2 separate regions of the Homo sapiens genome follow, and region 2 is linked to region 1. The links are chromatin loops, found by intact Hi-C in ENCODE. Cell type or tissue: gastrocnemius medialis. All regions are shown on one strand. Region 1 overlaps ATP9B (ATPase phospholipid transporting 9B (putative)). Region 2 overlaps ATP9B (ATPase phospholipid transporting 9B (putative)).

Evidence for each region. Peaks named below come from ENCODE experiments on the same cell type or tissue, not always from the same donor. Only the 100,000 strongest peaks of a DNase experiment are listed, where the experiment ranks them.
Region 2: it touches region 1 in a loop (3-fold over the local background); 1 of 110 quality-filtered maps calls a loop at or near these places.

Annotation. Positions count from the first base shown.
Region 1 is chr18:79,216,065-79,221,064 of GRCh38, reverse strand. All of the region lies in intron 11 of ATP9B (ATPase phospholipid transporting 9B (putative)), which reads right to left. Among named protein-coding and RNA genes, the nearest start is that of ATP9B, 150 kb to the right of the region's middle. In gastrocnemius medialis, no CTCF peak of the experiment used is centred here; DNase peaks (open chromatin) are centred at 2,814 and 4,674; H3K4me3 peaks cover 1,444 bases; H3K27ac peaks cover 3,464 bases.
Region 2 is chr18:79,098,453-79,103,452 of GRCh38, reverse strand. All of the region lies in intron 2 of ATP9B (ATPase phospholipid transporting 9B (putative)), which reads right to left. Among named protein-coding and RNA genes, the nearest start is that of ATP9B, 32 kb to the right of the region's middle. In gastrocnemius medialis, a CTCF peak has its summit at 2,269; a DNase peak (open chromatin) is centred at 2,372; H3K27ac peaks cover 2,840 bases.

The DNA of each region.
Region 1 (5,000 bases):
TTGCTTAACCATTCTATGTAGCAGGGATTATGTGGATGATTTTTAAGGCAATTATATCCCAGGAACTTCCTAGTCTAGGCCACACCTACAGTAGAGGGCAACGGGAGAGGACGCTGCAGATACTGAGGCAAAAGCACAAGAGGCCCAAAGGCTGAAGAGAGCAAGTCAGAGGCAGCAGGGCCCAGCAAGAGGGCGTGACATCCTACAGCTCCAGCTGAAAAGAAAAGGGCACTCTCTTCTTTCTTACTGCTGCATCATGGAATAAAGAAGATAACTCTATAAATGTGGTATTTATTAAATTGAATTTACATAAGAGATCTACAAGCAACCGAATATAAGACTTGTCTCCCTAGAAGATCAATTACTGGATAAACCTAGAAAATGTGAAATGATGCTCAATTTGCCTTGACATACAATCTACAATAGTGGCTGTATTTTTTTTAATTAATCTATTTTTTCTTAATGAGACAGGGTCTCACTCTGCTGCCCAGGCTGGAGTGCAGTGGTGCAATCATGGCTCAGTGTAGCCTCAAACTCCTAGGCTCAGGCGATCCACCCACCTCAGCCTCCTGAGTAGCTGGTACTACAGGCACATGCCACCACGCCCAGGGAATCTTTGTATTTTTTGGTAGGGACAGGTTTTGCCATGTTGCCCAGGCTGGTCTCGAACTCCTGGGCTCAAGAAATCCGGCCGCCTCAGCCTCCCTAAATGTTAGGATTACAGGAGTGAGCCACTGCACCTGGCAGAAAATATTTGTAAGAAGGAAAGGATGCTCTCCAAAATATTATATAAAAGCTTATAATTTTAGATAATCCAGTGTCTGTAACAGCCTCCAAACTTCAACAACTCATTTTCATCACTGTACTCGAAGTCTTACCACCAATAACTACTTTGCTTCCAAAACTCCTTGTCCATAAGGAGCCCTCTCACTGCCATCCACCATCACGACCGGCTGTCCCTGCCTTCTCTGCTTACATGTCCACATGCAAACCTCTGCACCAGCCCAGCAGCCTATCTCTGCTTCTGCGTTGGGGCTCCTGAACATCAGCCTCAGAACAGCCATATCCTGGTTACTGGCACCATTTTAAATTTAAGATTCCCAACAACAGCTGGATCCTTCACATTGCCAACAATGTATGAGCCTAAATTGTTAGGCTCTCGTCTTCTTGAGCCCTTCAAGAACTGTCTCAAAGTCTTACCATGTTGCATCAATTTCACTACCGAAAGTGTTGTTGTGATTAACTTCTTTCTTATATCAGATTTTACTGAAGCATTTTTTAACCTCAGGAACGTAAAGCAATTTTGTGAATTGTCAGGGTCCTGCTATACACACTGTAATGAAGAAAGGAAATAAATATAAAGAGAAAAAAGGACGGAAGGAGAGGGAGGAGAAAGAAAGAGAAGAGGGGAGGGAGACAGAAAGAGTGACATACTGATAGACTTGAAATATTTTCTACAAATGAAAGAAGTAATGCCATAGTTCCTGTGGTGGCCATGTAATTCTATATGATTTTCTTTTCAGTAATCTTATCCTGTTTAAGTTACTACTGGATGCCCACTAAACTTATTCTTCCATATGATTAATATTTTTATTTGTAAGACCCCCTATTCTTTTACTAAAAACATTAATAGGTTTGTGATATGGATTTTTCTCACCATAAAAAAAAAACCAAAATCAATAAAATCTCTTCCCTTACAGCACAATCAGTCCACTTCTCATCAGCACTGCCACCGCCATGCTCTGGGCTGCCTGGTAAATATGCTCAGAATTCCCTCTCCCTCACCCTGGACCCGGCTCCCTCAACACAGCACTCTCTCCTTCCCCCAAACCCTTGGAAGAGTCCTCCAGCTGTGATTGCACCTGAGTCCCACCCTAATAAACGTACTGTCAGTTTTAATTTTACCAAGATTTCCTCGTTGCTAAAATTACCAACCTCTTTTCTACTTTTCACTCCAAATGATCTTCTCTGTCCCCAGCACACTGTTGACTACTGGCCACTCCCTAAAATGCTTTCCTCATTCATTATTCTTATCCTGGTTTCTCTTCCTCTCCTTATCCCTTAAATATTGGTATTCTTCCGGGTTCTGCAAGGTTCCTCTTTTTCGTACACTGTGTAAAAGCCCTGGGAAATCTTGTTCGTGGCTGTTGCTGCTCATGAAGTATTTCCAATTCTCCCTCCTTCTGCACACGAGCTAGAAGTGCAACTCCCTGACTCCTTGAACTTGGCCAAGGCCTTTTAATTGTTCTGGCCAATGAAATGTGACCCATATCACTCGCTCGCAAAGCCTTAAGAATCAGTCAGTATGTAATTGGCCACATCAGTATTTTCTTATCCCAGTGGTCATGGAAATGTGTTTCCAAGACAGGCCCTGAGTGACCATGACCAACAGGAGCTGTCAGCCTGCGCTGGACCCAGAATACGAAGAAAATATGACAAGAAGCAGGAGCTGCCAGTCAGTGCCGGACCCGGAACACGAGGAAAACATGACCAACAGGAGCTGCCAGCCTGCATCAGACAAGGAACACAAGGAAAATACGACAAGAAACAGGAGCTGCCAGCCTGTGCCGGACACGGAACACGAGGAAAATATGACCAGCAGGAGCTGCCAGCCTGCGTGAGACAAGGAACACAAGGAAAACATGACAAGAAGCAGGAGCTGCCAGCCTGTGCCAGGCATGGAACACCAGGAAAACATGACAAGAAGCAGGAGCTGCCAGCCTGGCCAGACCTGGAACACAAGGAAAACATGACCAGCAGGAGCTGCCAGCCTGCGTCAGACACGGAACACGAGGAAAATATGACAAGAAGCAGGAGCTGCCAGCCTGTGCCGGACATGGAACACGAGGAAAACATGACAAGAAGCAGGAGCTGCCAGCCTGTGCCAGATACAGAACATGAGGAAAACATGACCAGCAGGAGCTGCCAGCCTGGCCGGACCTGGAACATGAGAAACACAACGCTGGGGAAGCCACTGCGGAGTATGAGGCACTTTATTATCAGAGCATGACTCAGCCTATCCTGACCGATAACCACTACTCATTCAAAAATATGTATTTGCAGCTCAATTTCTCTGCTGACGACGAACTCCAATGTATCAATGTCCCAATATGGCTTCTACTCAGAGAGCTGTCAGAATTGAGTGTTAGAAACATTTTTGCTACCTGAAGAAATCCAACAAAGCTCAGGTAAAGGATGAGATGAGATTTCCCCTGTACATGTTTACCGTTTTGTTTGCACCAGCCTTCTTTGAAGCCCAAAAGTTTGTTGGTTTACTAAGCAACAGAAGAACACTGTGATGTCACCGTCAGAAAACAGTCTTACCAGCAATAAACAATAATTTCCACCTTTCCGTCTCTGTTCAGAGACCAATGTCACAATTCTCTTCCATTCAACATGTATCAATACCGAGGCTTCCCCTGGATAAATTACATGTTACCTTTCGCCCAGTGTAGCTTGCTCAAAACCTTCTCCTGAATTTTATTCTTGTAAAACTAGCATTTAACACTCAGAAATATTTAAGTATATATTTCATTTCCCTGTTATGTTATGTCTTAATTGGATGTTTAAATACCAAATCTGGCGGGGCGCAGTGGCTCACGCCTGTAATCCCAGCACTTTGGGAGGCAGAGGCGGGCGGATCACGAGGTCAGGAGAATGAGACAATCCTGGCTAACAAGGTGAAACCCTGTCTCTAATAAAAATACAAAAAATTAGCCAGGCGTGGCGGTGGACGCCTGTAGTCCCAGCTACTTGGGAGGCTGAGGCAGGAGAATGGCGTGAACTCGGGAGGCGGAGTTTGCAGTGAGCCGAGATTGCGCCACCGCACTCCAGCCTGGGCAACACAGCAAGACTCTGTCTCAAAAAATAAATAAATAAATAAACAAACAAAGAAATAAATACCAAATCTAAGGAAAACGTCCTCAGGAGCTTCACTATCAGCAGCGCTTTGTCTTGAGACGTGTCACGGCTCCATGCCTTGTGATCTCCCCGGCTCTACAGTCGGGAACGCACTCTTCTCCCCGGGAGCCATCGTGTGGATTCAAGACATAATACACGTAGAGTTTTAGACAAGTGCCTACCATGTGGTCAATGTTCTCCAAGCTGGAGCTAGAACCGCTATCGTGAATCCCTATTGGGAGGGGAGGACTCAGCATGTATTAATCACCAGGAAAATACCAGCCACTGAAAGAACACTTTTACATCAGGTTGAAAAGCTAACATGGTAAGCAGCAAGAAGTAAATCCAATTCTGTAAAACTCCAAAGACACCCTTTCAATTATGAGATATATTCTGCCAACAATAAGCAAATTTAGAAGACTATTTTTTAAGAAAGGAGAAGAGGAAGAGAGGAACAGGGAAAAGAAAAGAAGAGGGAGAGAAGGAATGCCCACACAGCGGAAACTGGAAGAATTTCTAGGCCACGTGGTAGCTGACAGTACAGAACCTCCTGCCTTGCACAAACTAGTTACAAAATGACCATTTCTTGACTAGCAATCAGGGTAGGGCTGAAAAATTACCACACTGAAAACCTTTCCTTTTATAGAAAAATAAAAATTACAGCTAACATTTACTGAGCATCTGTCATGTAGCAAGTACTTTCCTAAGAGCAACGTGTGCATGAGCATGACCTTGTTCCTGGCAAGCCCACTTCAGAGAGGGGAGGGTGGAGAGGGTGAAGAGGCTGAGGGACACACGAGTGTGCACCAAGGCCTGGACACAGACCCAGCAGCGAGGCTTCAGGGCTACATTCCAAACCATGCTTGCAAAACTAGGAGGCCGCTCCAACGCAGAACCAAGACCCTGAGTAAAGAGCTTGACGAGCCAAAAGTAACAGGTGTATAGATGGGAAGAAATAATAAAGTGGAGACTGAAATGAAAAAATGACAGAAAATAAGTTGAACTGAAGAAAAAGGTGGGCTAAAAAAGGAATCACAGTAAAAGGCAGTGTAGCTTTAAAGATTTTAAATTCATATTTAAAATTAATTTACCCTCAAATA
Region 2 (5,000 bases), 120 kb after region 1:
CCTTTTCAAGAACATCATCCTTCTGTGTGGCTTCCACGATCACCACAATGATAAGGACTCTGCAACTTACATCTCCAGAGCCTGTTTCTGGGTCTGACAAAACTATGTATTAGACCACTTCTCCTGCCAATGCTTTGTTTTGTTTCTTAATACAAGATAGATTTCTTAAAAAAAAAAAAAAAAAACTACAAATAGTTATTTGGTTTAGTTAAGTAATATCTTTAAAAAACCCACAGTCCATATCTGCTTAATGCTGCAATACTGTCAGCTCCCACCTGGGAAAGAACAAGGTGACGGTGACCCTTCTCGCTACTGCACAATGCTGTACGTTCCAGCCAGCTCCACAAGGCAAGGCACACAGACCATAACGGAAGAAGTAATACCACTGCTATCTGCAGATGGCATGACTGTCTTTATAGATTACAAGGAATCTACAAAACCACTCTTAGCACCAGTGAGTTCAGCAAGGTTATAGGATAAAGGATCTAACATACAAAATCAACTGTATTTCTACACACTAGCAAAGAAAATGTGGAATCCAAAATTTAAAATACCAAACCATTTACGATCACTCCAAAAAGTTAAACACTTAGGAGTAAATCTAATGTTTGCATGCTGAAAACTACAAAACGCTAGTGAAAGAGATCAAATTATCTTCAAATAAAACGGAGCAAAAGGTACCATGTTCATGATCTAGAAGACTCAACATAGGAAACATGTCAATCCCCCCCAAACTAATAAAATATATAGGTTCAACACAAGTCCTATCAAAATCCTAGTAAGGATTTTGTAGATATGAACAAGATTATTCTAAAATTTCTAAGTGAAGGCAAAGGAACTAGAATAACTTAAAGATTTCTGAAAAAAGTAAGAAGAATTAGCCTACCCATGTTAAGATTTTCTATAAAGCCACAGTACAGCACACTGTGTGGTACTGGCAGGAACTGACACACTGATGAGATGGAGAAGAGAACAGAACCAAGGCCACAGACAGCTCCGCTCATGTACAATCAAGTGGTATTAGAATATTTGGATACGCACTGGCTAAAAAATGAACTTCAACCTAAACCTCTCACCTCACCAAAAAAATTTTTTTAAATATTCAAATGTAAAGCTATAAAATGCATGCAAGAACATCTTCAACAAAGAGTTCTGTGAAATTCTTAGATGCGACACCAAAAGCACAATTCACAAAAGTAACAAAAGCAATAATTCAGACCTCACCAAAATTAAAAACACTGGATCCAGTGAAGTCTCTCTGAATCTCAACGGATGGAAAGACAAGATACAGACTGGCAACATGGTGAAACTTTGTCTCTACCAAAATACACAAAAAAAACTTAGCCGGGCATGATGGTGGGCACCTGTAGTCCCAGCTACTCGAAAGGCTGAGGCAGGAGAATGGCTTGGACCCAGGAGGCGGAAGTTGCAGTGAGCCAAGATCGAGCCACTGCACTCCAGCCTGGGTGACAGAGCGAGACTCCGTCTCAAAAAAAAGAAAAAAAATAAAATAAAAAGGAAAGAAAGAAAATATGTCCAACTACATGTCTGACAGAGGACCCATAGTTAGAATATGTAAAGAACTCTCCAAATTCAACAAGAAAAAAATAATAAACAACACAAGTAGAAATTAAAGATGGAAAAACATTTACTTATGAGAGTACACAAATGGCAAAAAGATGTCCAACCTCCCTAGCATTAAGAAAATGGGAATGAAAAACACAATGAACCATCACTCCATATCTACTAGAACAGCTACAATCAACAACAGTGACAATAAACTGGATCTCTCAAACACTGCTAGTGCAAATGTAAAATGGTACAGCAACTCTGGGAAATATTTTGGCAGTTTCTTAAAAAGCTAAATATACACTTACCATACAACCCAGCAATGAAGTTTCTGGACATTTATTCCAGAGAAATGAAAACTTCTGTCCACACACATCCACACACACAAATGTACACAATTGTTCATGGCAGCCTTATTTCTAATATCCAAAAACTTGACACAACCTACACAACAGCTTGGATGGCTCTCACAGCATTATGTTGAATGAAATAGGCCAACCTCAAAAAACAAATCACATAATACAGATATCACTACAATATGGAAAAAAAATAGAACAATTTTTAAGTATCACATATTGAGTAATTTCAGTTATGTAACATTCTTGATATTAAAACGAGATGCAGAACTGATGAGTGGTTTCCAAGGCCAGGGCTCAGAGGGACAGGAGTGGCTGTGGCACAGGAAGCTCCCTGTGGGGTTGGAATGGTTCTGCATCTTGGCTGCAGTGGTGATTACAAAATCAACACCTGATGAAATCACCGAGAACTGCACACACACACTGTGCCAAGGTAAGTGTCCTGGTTTCATATTATAGTTACATAAGATGTAACAACTGGGGTAAACTGGGTCAAAAATACAAGAAACCTGATATGGTTTGGCTGTGTCCCCACCCAAATCTCATCTTGCATTTAACTCCCACAATTCCCACCTGTTGTGGGAGGTGATTGAGTTATGGGGGTGGGACTTTCCTGGGCTGTTCTCCTGATAGTGAATGAGTCTCACGAGATCTGATGATTTTAAAAACAGGAGTTTTTCTGCACAAGCTCTCTTTGCCTGCTGCCACCCACATAAGATGTGACTTGTTCCTCCTTGCCTTCTGCCATAATTGTGAGGCCTCCCCAGCCATGTGGAACTACTGTGAGTCTAACTGAACCTCTTTCTTTTGTAAATTGCCCAGTCTCGGGTATGTCTTTATTAGCAGTGTGAAAATGAACTAATACAGGACCCCTCTATACTATTTTTGCAATTCCTGTAGCTAATTATTTCCAAATTCAAAATTTTTAAAAATTTTTTTAAAAAGTAAAAGAATGACAATATATACCATGCAAACATTAATCAAAAAAGCTGGTATAGTTTTATTGAAATTAGACAAGTCTTCACAAAGTATATTTAAAGATAAAAGAGGAACAATTAAAGACAATAAAAGGTCAACTGAAAAGGTTAATAATCCTAAATGTCCATCATCTAATAACACACTCCAAAATTAACCAAAAGAAAGACACATCCACAATGATGTTTAGAAACTCATGAAGTCTCTCAGTAACTGACAAACAAGCAAACCATGAACAGCAACACAGATTTGAACTAGACAACCAACAACTATGACTTCACTGACATACAGAGCAGTGCACTTAACAACTGAAAAATACAAATTATTTTCAAATACACAAAGAAAATTTGCTACAAGTTGTCTATATGATGAACCATAAAGCGAGTCTCAACACATTACAAACACTGAAATTTTTATTTTATTTTTTGAGACAGAGTCTCACTCTGTTGCCAGGCTGGAGTGCAGTGGCATGATCTCGGCTCACTGCAACCGCCGCCTCCTGGGTTCAAGTGATTCTCCTGTGCCTCAGCCTCCCGCATAGCTGGGGCTACAGGTGCACACCACCATGCCCAGCTAATTTTTGTACTTTTAGTAGAGACAGGGTTTCACTGTGTTGGCCAGGATGGTCTCAATCTCTTGACCTCGTGATCCACCTGCCTCAGCCTCCCAAAGTGCTGGGATTACAGGCGTGAGCCACTGCACCTGGCCCATTTTTTAAAATTATAAGTATATTCAATGGCCTCATGAAATTCAGATACAAATCAATTACAAAAAAATAACTGCAAAAAACAGGTTGGGCATGGTGACTCATGCCTGTAATCCCAGCACTTTGGGAGGCTGAGGTGGATCACTTAAGCTCAGGAGTTCAAGACCAGCCTGGGCAACATAGCAAGACCTGGTCTCTATTTAAAATGATAATAATTATAAAAAGTTAACTAGGAAAAATCTCTAACTTTGGAAATCAAGCAACATAGTTATAAATCAAACATGGATTTAGATTAGAAATGACAATGGAAATTAGAAAATATTTGGGCCCAGGGACGGTGGCTCACGCCTGTAATTCCAACACTAAGGGAAGCCAAGGCAGGCAGATCACTTGAGGTCAGGAGTTTGAGACCAGCTTGCCAACTTGGCAAAACCCCATCTCTACTAAAAATACAAAAATTAGCCGGGGATGCTGGTGCACATCTGTAGTCCCAGCTACTCAGGAGGCTGAGGAAGGAGAATCGCTTGAACCCAGAAGGCGGAGGTTGAGGTGAGCTGACATCACACCACTGCACTCCAGCCTGGCAACAAAGCAAGACTCCGTCTCAAGAAAAGAAAAGAAAGAAAAAAGAAAAGAAAAGAAAAAAGAAATAGATTTTGAACTTAATGATAATACCTGTCAAAACTTAAATGCACCTATTTTTAGAAAGGAAAAAGGAAGAATATTGGAGACCTGAGCATTCATCTTATGAAGCTAGAAAAAGAAAAGCGAGTTAAAGTCAAACAAAATAAGAGAGAAAATAAAGGGAAGACCAGAAATCAATCAAACAGGAATCAAACACCCTGAGAAGGCCATAGCATCACTTACACAGTATTCCACAGAGGGTGCTTAAGCTGAGTTTAACTTCGAGGAAACACAAACAAAACAGAATGTGAAACATTCTGTATAATAACTGATGTTCATTCTTCAAAAATGTCAATGGAATGAAAGATAAACACTGAACTACTACTCCAGATTAAAAGACACTAAAAAAGCATGCCACCTAAATGTGACATGTGACCATATCCAGTACTAGAGAAAATAAGGCTACAAAGGACATTACTGGGATGATAGACAACATTGAAATATAAACTTAAAGTAGATACAAAGCATTGTATCAATGTTAAATTTCCTGAATTTGATAACTGTACTAAGGTTATATAAGAAAATACCTATTTCTTCATGTGTTTTTTGGCTGCATAAATGTCTTCTTTTGAGAAGTGTCTGTTCATGTCCTTCGCCCACTTTTTGATGGGGTTGTTTGTTTTCTTCTTGTAAATTTGTTTGAGTTCATTGTAGATTCTGGATATTAGCCCTTTGTCAGATGAGTAGGTTGCGAAAATTTTCTCCAATGT